2 separate regions of the Homo sapiens genome follow, and region 2 is linked to region 1. Evidence: chromatin contacts called from ENCODE Hi-C or POLR2A ChIA-PET data. All regions are on one chromosome and are shown on one strand. Each heading gives the region's core, a stretch centred on a gene start or an enhancer-like site at or near the end of the contact. The rest is flanking DNA. Distances are from core to core; before and after follow the strand shown.

The links. A loop is a pair of places that touch in the nucleus more often than their neighbours do. ChIA-PET counts read pairs that join two places held with the same protein, here RNA polymerase II (POLR2A). Pooled maps may share reads with other maps.
Region 2: a loop to region 1 is called in a map of CD8-positive, alpha-beta T cell, with 12 times the contacts of the local background. The contact joins the promoter of MZT2A here to the promoter of LINC02572 in region 1. A Hi-C loop is called at or near these places in 2 of 168 maps with a recorded cell type or tissue (CD8-positive, alpha-beta T cell and ascending aorta) and 11 of 50 pooled maps. POLR2A ChIA-PET finds 5 or more read pairs at or near these places in 1 of 52 experiments (T-cell).

The regions. Positions count from the first base shown.
Region 1 is chr2:129,875,318-129,880,016 of GRCh38, reverse strand. LINC02572 (long intergenic non-protein coding RNA 2572) reads left to right here and starts at 2,526. Exons shown (of 6, transcript NR_149127.1): 1 at 2,526-2,569. It overlaps LOC105373616 (a long non-coding RNA gene), which reads right to left and starts at 2,138. Exons shown (of 3, transcript XR_923328.3): 1 at 1,351-2,138. RefSeq lists enhancers at 1,154-1,709, 1,710-2,266, 2,287-2,581.
Region 2 is chr2:131,489,504-131,494,202 of GRCh38, reverse strand. MZT2A (mitotic spindle organizing protein 2A) reads left to right here and starts at 1,806. Exons shown (of 3, transcript NM_001085365.2): 1 at 1,806-1,996; 2 at 2,179-2,327. The coding sequence starts at 1,827. It overlaps MIR4784 (microRNA 4784), which reads left to right and starts at 2,967; the gene lies at 2,967-3,043. It also overlaps the pseudogene SMPD4BP. RefSeq lists silencers at 866-1,055, 1,576-2,085 and enhancers at 888-1,681, 1,682-2,475.

The DNA.
Region 1 (4,699 bases), core at 1,277-3,776:
CTGGCTCTCTCACAATTCTGAGCTTTGCAGTGGCAGGAAGTAAAAATGGCTTCTCAGAGGCTTCACAGTGGTGGTCCTCTGATGTTGCCCCTTCCTTGACCACCTCGGGGAGGTGGGCAGGTGCAACCACACATGAATTGCTGCCTCGTGCCCTTCTGGTGTGACACTGGTGGTGTGATATGGCTCATCCTGACACTGCAGGGGTCACGGTCAGCCAGAAAGTACTGGCAACTGTGTTCCACCTTTGGGCTCCATCCATGGGGGCCGCTTGCAAAAGCCCCCCAGCAGCCAGTGCTCACAGCTCCCTCCTCTTGATACAAGGCCTCCTTCCTATGGGAGCGCTCACATGCTAGCAAGCTCGATGTTAATTAAGCATTAATAGGGTGGGGACCAATTGATTTCCCTGTCAGCTGCTCCAGCTCTCATTCCAAAGAAAGGCAATAGAACATGGAGTTTTGATAGATCTTTGCAAGACAGGCATACGAGCAAATGGAATTTTACTTTCTCAGTTACTAGAGCTTTTTAAATTGATTATTGACCAGGGCCCAATTCAGTTTCTTTTAAGTGTCTGTCCCAAGAGGTGAAAACTTTTCAAGGAATTTAACAGGGGCACACTTGGAACTTCTCTTGGTACACAAACTATAACAAATGGTCTTCTCTCTGTCAAGTAATTTCAAATAACTATCATAAAACCACATTGAAAAAAATTTCAAAACGCCTCAGGTAGAGAACTTCAATTCTTTCTGGAATATGATTAATAAGAGACTGAAAGATGAACCCATGTTTATTGGAGTTGTTGCTTAAATTAATTTTTAAATAGTGCCTCACCACCTAGGGAAAACTAAATCACCTTCTCAATGAAGAGACGCAAGGTAATTTGGAGTCATTAAACAGGCCATTAGGAAGTGTCTCTTGCCTATCGGTTAAAAACCACACACACACACACACACACACACACACAGACACACACACAAATTTCCAATTTAGGATGGTTCGACGTATGATGTTTTGACTTCTTACTGGTGTGATAGTGATACACACTCAATATAAACTCTACTTTGAGTACCCACACAACCATTCTCTTTTTCACTCTCAGTACAGTATTCAATAAATGACATGAGATATTCAACACTTAACTATAAAGTAGGATTTTGCCTAACTCTGAGCACGTTAAAAGCAGGCTACACTAAGCTATGATGTTTGGTAGGTCAAGTGTATTAAATGCATCTTTGACTATGGTATTTTCAACTTACGATGGGTTTACTGGGATGTAACCCCCATGGTAAGTCAAGGAGTATCTGTATATACACCCACAAAACTACGGAGAAACAAGGTATTTCCCAAGCCTACCTTAAAGATAAGCAACGCTATCCCGTTTCCGGGAGCCCAGGGGTCCTGCGCTGAGCAGCGGCCTTCCTTGGGCGTTCCAGCTCTTCTGGGCAGCGCCGGGCGCTCTCACACAAATGCTGCCTCCTTCAGCGCGGGTCTTACAAAGTTGTGCTGTTCTGCATGTTGTTATTTCTAGCTTGTGTTGCACATTTCAGTATTTCCCAAACAGAACATACTGACCATCACTTAATGTTTTCTACATGATTCTAATCATTGTCCATATCCATTCAACAACTTTCAGCGTTCAGGGAAGGCATTAGTGCCCGCTTCTGGGGCTGGACGACGGGGCTATCTGAGAAGAACCGGAGGCCGGGGCTACCTCGGGAGCCTCGCGGCGGGAACGGGTCCCAAGGCCTGCGGCGACAGTACCGGGAGGTAGCCCAGGCCATACACACTAGAGCCTGGCGGAGCTGCTGGCCAGGATGCCAGGGCAGCAGGTGCACGCAGGGCCCTAGCAGAGCTCCTCCAAGAGGGGGTCTTCAGAAATAACCCCTGCGAAGGAGTGGGAGGTGCTCCGGCTGCAGCCCCCCCGGGAATAACCCAATACGTCTATTGACAAAGAAGCCGGCCTACTTTGCTTAAATCCAGAATTTATCAAGCATACATGGTCACAGACCACCCCCTCCTGCTGCTCTGGTATGACATCATTACTTTTTTGAGAACTGTTGTGTTCATCATGCAGAATGCCTTCAGCCAGCCTAACCGCCAGCTTCCTCCGGGATGGGTTTTCCTCACTCTGCAGCCCAGCATGTGGGAAAGACCCTGCGCCTGCTGTGCCCGCCCCCGCGCCCGCCCCCCGACACGCGCGCCCGCCCCCCCACACGCGCGCCCGCCCCCGACACGCGCGCCCGCCCCCCCACACGCGCGCCCGCCCCACCTGGCCCTGTTCCCGCCCCCTCCCCTCCCTGCTTCGCCCTGTCCCCGCCCCCTCCCCAGGCTGTTCTGTCCACCCCTGCTCCTTCCGCTCCCGGCCCGGCCCCGCCCCCGCCCCTCTCCCCGGAAGAATGGGGGCCTCTGCTCACACCAGATTGGTCGGACGGCATCACGTGACCTCATCTCTTGGACTCGCTTGCTATTCCCGAAAAGGGGGAAAGGATTTGGGGGGGACAATCGCGGAGCCTCTCGCTGGCTTTAGGGAGAGAGGGCTGGGGTAGAGGAGAGCCCCAGGGAGCAGGCAGAGGTGGGTTGGCTAGGGCCTTGTGTGACTTGGGCTGAGAAACTTCACTTATTCCCTGGCGCTGGCAGTTGTCAAACTGGGTCTTGTAGATGCTAAGTCTCCATAGAGGTATCGTAGGTATGTTGCAAATGCTTGATTTGAATTGCTTTTTTAAAACAAACGTGTCTTAAATAATTTTTAAAGCTTAAATGATTTTAAAAGACTGCTCAAATGTGCCGTGTCTCATTTATGGTTGTTTATTCACGTGCGAGAGGAGCTGGCTCTGCTATCAACAAAAGGGCTGCTGGTTCCCTCTGGCAGTGATTTTGAAACTTTTTAAGCAGCAAAACCCCCTTCCAAACCGAGAATTCTGCGGTGCTTCAGTCATTAAGACTGATAGAAGCTATATTTATTGGGATAGAGTGATTTTATAATCTTTATTATACAATTGATAACCTAGGGAAAGAAAGATTGAGCTGCAAAGAGGGAAGGCAGAGGAGAAGGGAGATATCACCAGGCTGTAGGTGGGAAAGGGAGTGGAATGGTGGCTTAGACAGGTGCAGGCGGTGTGAAGGACTCACAGGAAGAGAGTCTTGCCTTTCCAGCTCCCAGCTGTTTTTTGCTGATGGATTGGATGTGGGGCCACAGGGTGGCAAGAGAGAAAACCAGGATGACTCCTGAGATTTTGGCTTGAGCAACTGGGCCGATTCTGGTGCCAGTTGTTGAGGTGGAGTGTGGGAAACTGAACATGCCCTCGTGTGTGTGGGGACACTTTTGGGCGGTTACAGGAGGTAGTGGTAACGAATGATAATAGCAGAACATCAGGGTAAGCCTGATAAAGAATTATAAAAATCAGGCCATCAGGGTAAACTCAACGTAACTACTGATGCAAATTGAATAGCTTCTGGCTGTTTACTAAAAACGGAATGAGGGATAGTAACTGTAGCTTTAATTCCATAACAATAGAGCTAAAAATCTACCATAGCTGTGTAGACACTTGCTGACTACCTGAATGCATTCAGGTTTTTTCTAAATAATAGAATTATCTAATCATTCTCTATTTTTTGAATTGGCATGTTCCTTTGGGTGTTGGTTTCCTTTCTGCCCCCACAAGTTTGGTGACAAGGATGGGACACCTTGAGTGAGCCTTTCCACTGGGCAAATTGGAGGATGTGTAGCCATCTTCGGTCAGACAAGAGGCCTTGTTTGCTGAAGTCTTTCTTAAACACATTGACTCATTAAGTCTATCATTTGATTGACCCTACTGTCGTAGCTTACACCAAAGAAAAATTATGGTCATGTGTAAAGCTATATCCTCTCCCTAGCTCAAATACGGGGAATTGAACCTGTAATTAGAGAACTAGAAAGAGAATCATAAAGAAAGGACATTTGCCTTGTAATAGTCTTCCTATATTACCTATGAAAAAGGAAGGGAAACTGACAAAGAAGTTTAGCTTGCTTACATATTTTTACAAAATCTGATAGAAATATATTTTTGGTATGTCTGACAGTTGTAGTACTCAACCTCTTAGCCTCCTATTGTGTGACCTAACTAATTTTAGTAATAGACTTATGTTGAGCTTTCTTTTCTATACCTTCAGCAGAGGAACCAAGGTATCTCTTTGTGTTTACCTATGAAGGCTTTCCATATTGGTGGCAATGCATCCCCCAGGGATTCAGAGATTTGCCAACTATAATCTCTAGGCATTTACAAAAGAACTTAAAGAAACTTCCCCCACCTCAGGAGTCCATATATGGATATATATGGATGATTTATTGATAGGTAACACCTCATGTGCTAACAAGATATATTAGGCCAGACATGGTGACTCATGCCTGCAAAACCAGCACTTTGGGAGGCTGAGGTGGGCAGATTGCTTGAGCTTAGAGTTCGAGACCAGCTTGGGCAACATGGTGAAACCCTATCTCTACAAAAACTTATAAAAATGAGCCAGGCCTGGTGGTGGGTGCCTGTAGTCCCAGTTACTTGAGAGGCTGAGGTGGGAGGATCACTTGAGCCTGGGAGGTGGAGGTTACAGTGAGCCGAGCTCGCACCACTGCACTCTAGTATGGGTGACAGAGTGAGACCCTGTCCCCAAAACAAAAACAAGATATATTAGCTTTACGAAAATTCTAGCTTCTAAAGGGCATAAA
Region 2 (4,699 bases), core at 557-3,056, 1.6 Mb before region 1:
TCTTGGCCAAGCTGGTCTTGAACTCGTGACCTCGTGATCCACCCGCCTGGGCCTCCCAAAGTGCTGGGATTACAGGCGTGAGCCACCGCGCCCGGCCTCAATTCTTAACCTAGCTATCAATTGCAGTGTTAAAGAAAAACGCCTCAGTCCTAATGCACTTGGTCAAGAAAACACTGCACTACTGCAAAATGATCAAAGCAGCATTAAACTGTGGACTGCTGGATAAGTGCGGAGCTCTAGAGATGATGAAGGGGAGAGCATCTCTGCTCAGTAAAAGCTTTCATGGGCAGCGACTGAAAGAATGAGGCCCAGAGGAATTTCTAGGAACTTTCCAAGAGAGGAAATTCAAACCCGAGAACTCCCAAGAGGTGTCTCCCACACCCCTGTTCTCTGACCCTGCCATGGCCACCCTCCCCCGTCACAGGTCTCTGCGTGCCATGCACCTAGAGTCCACTTCGTCGCGACTCTCCAACACCTATTTTCTCCAGGAGCTGCTTCGGACCCGTTTGTTTTTTTTGTTTCGTTTTGTTTTGTTTTTCTGACAGCGACAGCCCTTGGGCAACGCTAATCATTCCAAGCAAATTCTGTCATGCCAAGACCTCCCTTAACAGCACGCGCCCACTTGTTTCCAACTCTCCTGCGAATTGGGCTTCGGGAGCCTCCGAAACCAAGGCTCGGAGATGTGGAGCGCACAGGGGAAGGGTCGAGCTGGGACCCACACCCGGCTCTTCCTCCCACACCGCCTGTTGAGCCCAAGGCTCAATTTCAACACAAAGCTCTCCTTCCCTCAATTCCTTCAACGACGGGTAACCTTCAACGAACACCTACCGGACCAGAACAGAGTGTACGAGCGGCGCGGGAAGGTGGCACAAAGGCATGGCCCAGAGGAGTGGCAGGAAGACTCAGCCGGGGCCCTCCACTCCCCAGCCTGCCCGGCCTGGGCAGAGCCGCCGGGCCGCCCGAGTCCTGGGGCTCGCGGAGGAACGGAGATGGCCTCCGCAGGGGCTCGCGGAAGCCCCCAGGGCGTCGGACCGTCTCACGCGCGCGTCCCGCGCCACTCACCTGTGGGACCCATAGCGTCGCCCGCTTCAGAGGTGGAAGCCGCCATTCCGCCACCGCGCCAAAACGTCGTCATCAAGCTGCGCGCAGAGCCACGCCCCGCGGCCGGGCGGGAAAAGCGCTTCTACCTCTTTGGGCCGTTACCTCAAAAGGTACGTGCGCAAAGCGAAGAAGGCCGGCCGGCCGGCCAGGGAGGGGAAATGGCGAGGCAGGAGTGCGGGGGGAGGGAGTGGTCCTTAGCTGAATGCGCCTGCGTTGTGGCGGCCTCTGGCGCCCCAAGGTAGGGCTCACGCACTTTCTCCCTAGCAAGGAATGCGCGTGCGCGTAAGCAGGGTTGTTGATTAGTGCCCCCCACCCCCCCCGAAGAGCGACCCCTAGTGGTGCACCGGTGCGGACCAGAAAATTGCACGCTTTCTTGAAACAGGTATTGACTGAGCGCCCAATGTATGCCTGGCACTGGGCTGGGTGCTGCCACCTAAGCGAGCACGACCAATGCAAGTCTATCAGGGACGCCCTGACCGCCAAGCAGCTGGCCCCTGCAGTCCGCCATGCCACTCCCGACGCCTAGCGCGCCGCTCAGCACACCGTGAGCGCCCACTAACTGTTGGGCTCCAATGACGCCGAGGAGGCGGCCCCGTCCCCGCGCTCCCGCCGCTCCCGCCAGGGCAGCCCGGGAGGCCAGACGCTGGCGCTGCAGGGAGAGGGCGGTGGGCGCATCCGCTAGGGGGCGCGGCGGGGCGGGGCGCACCTTTCGGCGGGCCTCGCGGATGGCGGCGCAGGGCGTAGGGCCTGGGCCGGGGTCGGCGGCGCCCCCGGGGCTGGAGGCGGCCCGGCAGAAGCTGGCGCTGCGGCGCAAGAAGGTGCTGAGCACCGAGGAGATGGAGCTGTACGAGCTGGCTCAGGCGGCGGGCGGCGGTATCGACCCCGACGTGTTCAAGTGAGCGGGGCGGGTGGGGGCCGCATGCTCGCCAGACACCCCCGACCTCTGCTCTCCGGGTACGCCCGGCCCGCTGGTCGGGAGGAGCCCCCGCTGCCCCCGCCCCCGTCCTTGTCCGGTCTTCAGGGAGGTGGCCGCGCCGGGCGGAGAGGGCTCACCGGCCCCGCGTCTGTCCCCGCCAGGATCCTGGTGGACCTGCTGAAGCTGAACGTGGCCCCCCTCGCCGTCTTCCAGATGCTCAAGTCCATGTGTGCCGGGCAGAGGCTAGCGAGCGAGCCCCAGGACCCTGCGGCCGTGTCTCTGCCCACGTCGAGCGTGCCCGAGACCCGAGGTCAGAGCTGGGCCCGCTGTCCCTGCCCCAGTGGCGGGGGTGGCGGGCGGGGAGGGGGCAGGCGCGGCACAGCGGCGGCGTGGCCCTGAGTGGCCAGGCCTGTCTGTCGGTCGGTCTAGGCCCAGCACCTGCAGGGCCCATCCGTGGGCTCTGCTCCTGGGCTTCGCTGCCAGCCTTAGGAGGCACGTCCAGGTCAGGTGGACGCAGAGTGCGTGCCCCAGGGTGGTCCAGGCTGGGTAGGGCTCCTCCGCTTAGCTCCTCCCCACCTCTTCACTCAGGCCTTCATCCTACAAAGTCGGGAATCAAGACGGTTTGGGGCTGGGCGCCGTGGCTCACGCCTATAATCTTTGGGACCCCACGGCGGGAGGATCCTTTGAGGCCATGAGTTTGAGACCAGTCTGGGTGACAGGGTGAGATCCTGTCTCTAAATGTTTTTCAAAAGACAGTCTCGATCTCTGTCCTGTGGTATACAGCATCCAGGGAAGTGCCCAGGGAGCAGGGCAGGCAGACGTCTTCCTGCCTTTACCCCACCTGGGCCCAGTTCCTGCCTCTGATGATTGCAGGAAGAGAGTTAGACGCGGAACTCCCAGGGTGCAGAGGCCTGCGGGGTCTGAAGGGCCTCCTCCCTCTCCAGTGTGGTGACTGGGCTGAGGAGATGCTGGGACTGAGAGTGTCATGGTGGAGCCTCCGTCCCTGCTCATCCTCTCCGCATGTTGCTTCTGCTCCCGATGGCTCTCTCTGAAATGCAGCACAACCTCCCAGGCCAATGGAAGGAGGCCCAGAGCTGGCTCCCTGCCTGGAAGCAGGAGGAGACCCTCACAGGCATCATGAGAAGGCGTGGAAAGCAGGCTGCCTTCATGGGGGAAGTGCCAGGGCCTGGGCACCCACGCCCGCTGACCCAAGAGGGCCCGGGCACCTGCGTGCTGGCCTCTTCACTGACCCTCGCTCTGTCTGCTCTCTTTGTGTCTCTCTCTGACCTCCAGAGGCCTCCTTTCTCTCTGCCAGGAACAGTAGCCCCCCTGCAAGGCCCTCGTTTTCCTCCAGCCCGCAGCCTGCGGCCTCTCTGGTTATGCTCCACAGCCCAGCTGCCACACACTCACCTCTCTCTCCAGGCCCCCCGGGTTCCCTCCGCCTCTCTTGCTGCCTGTTCTCTCCTTTTGCAGGTTGCGTTTATTGGCTTATCTCTGGGGGTTGGTGCTCTTCCTTGTTTTCATGGAAACTGCATGGCCCCAAGAGGCCCAAGCAGCTTTGAGCTGCAAGGGCAGGATCATGCAGGCCACCGCTGCCCTGCCGCTTAGCCACAGGGCACTATTTCTGACTCGGTTTATTAGAGACATGGTGTGGCAGTCTCTAGACCCCACAGTCGGGCTGGCATCCGGGGACAGGACCAACATCCCCACACCCCAGAGGCGAACTAGTGGTGAGTGTAAAGAGCCCCTCTCCAGGGGAAGACAGCCAGCCGGGTGCAGTGTGCTCTGCTGGAGAGCACAGCCCCAGGCGTGACAAACGCCTCGGCCTCTTAGAAGTTGTCCCCTACCTGGACAGGAAGTCTGGAGGCTGAAACAGAGACTCCCACCTTCCCAGAGTCTGCCAGGCAGTGCCACACAGATGCCATGTGCTGGTCCCATGGCCACACTCCAGCACTCAGCCCCCTTGCCCGCCTCACTCCTGAGTTGGGACACTTTCCAGGTGTCACCAGGTGTGATCAGGGGCCTGTGAGAGCCCAGGGGTCTTTGGTCGCGCCTCCTGCATGAGCCTCCTGACAGCGGCCACCTCACTGCCACCCAGAGCTCAGGCCCAAGAGAGGGTGGAGAGGGCCTGAAGGACAGGCCTGGAGTAGGGGTGTATGGACTGCAGGCTGAGATGAGCAATTGAGGGGCAAGTGTCCAGCAGGAGGGAGAAACTGGGAACAGAGTTCTTGTCACTCCAGGAGATGTTGCTGCTCACTTAGCACTCACTCAGGGCTCTGGGTGCCAGGCCTAGCTCTCAGGGCAGAGGGCGTGGCAGGGAAGTGAGATGATCACACTCAGTCCAGTGAGAGGCAGTGAGGAAAACCACCAGTGAGACCAGTGTGCTGGCTCACACCTGTAATCCCAGCACTTCGGGAAGTCAAGGCAGGTGGATTCCTTGAGCTCAGGAGTTCAAGATCAGCCTGGGCAACATAGCAAGACCCCATCTCTACAAAAAATACAAAAACTAGCCAGGCAGGGCCCGGCGCGGTGGCTCACGCCTGTAATCCCAGCACTTTGGGAGGCTGAGGCGGGCGGATCTCGAGCTCAGGAGATCGAGACCATCCTGGCTAACACGGTGAAACCCCATCTCTACTAAAAATACAAAAAAAAAATTAGCCAGGCATGGTGGCAGGTGCCTTT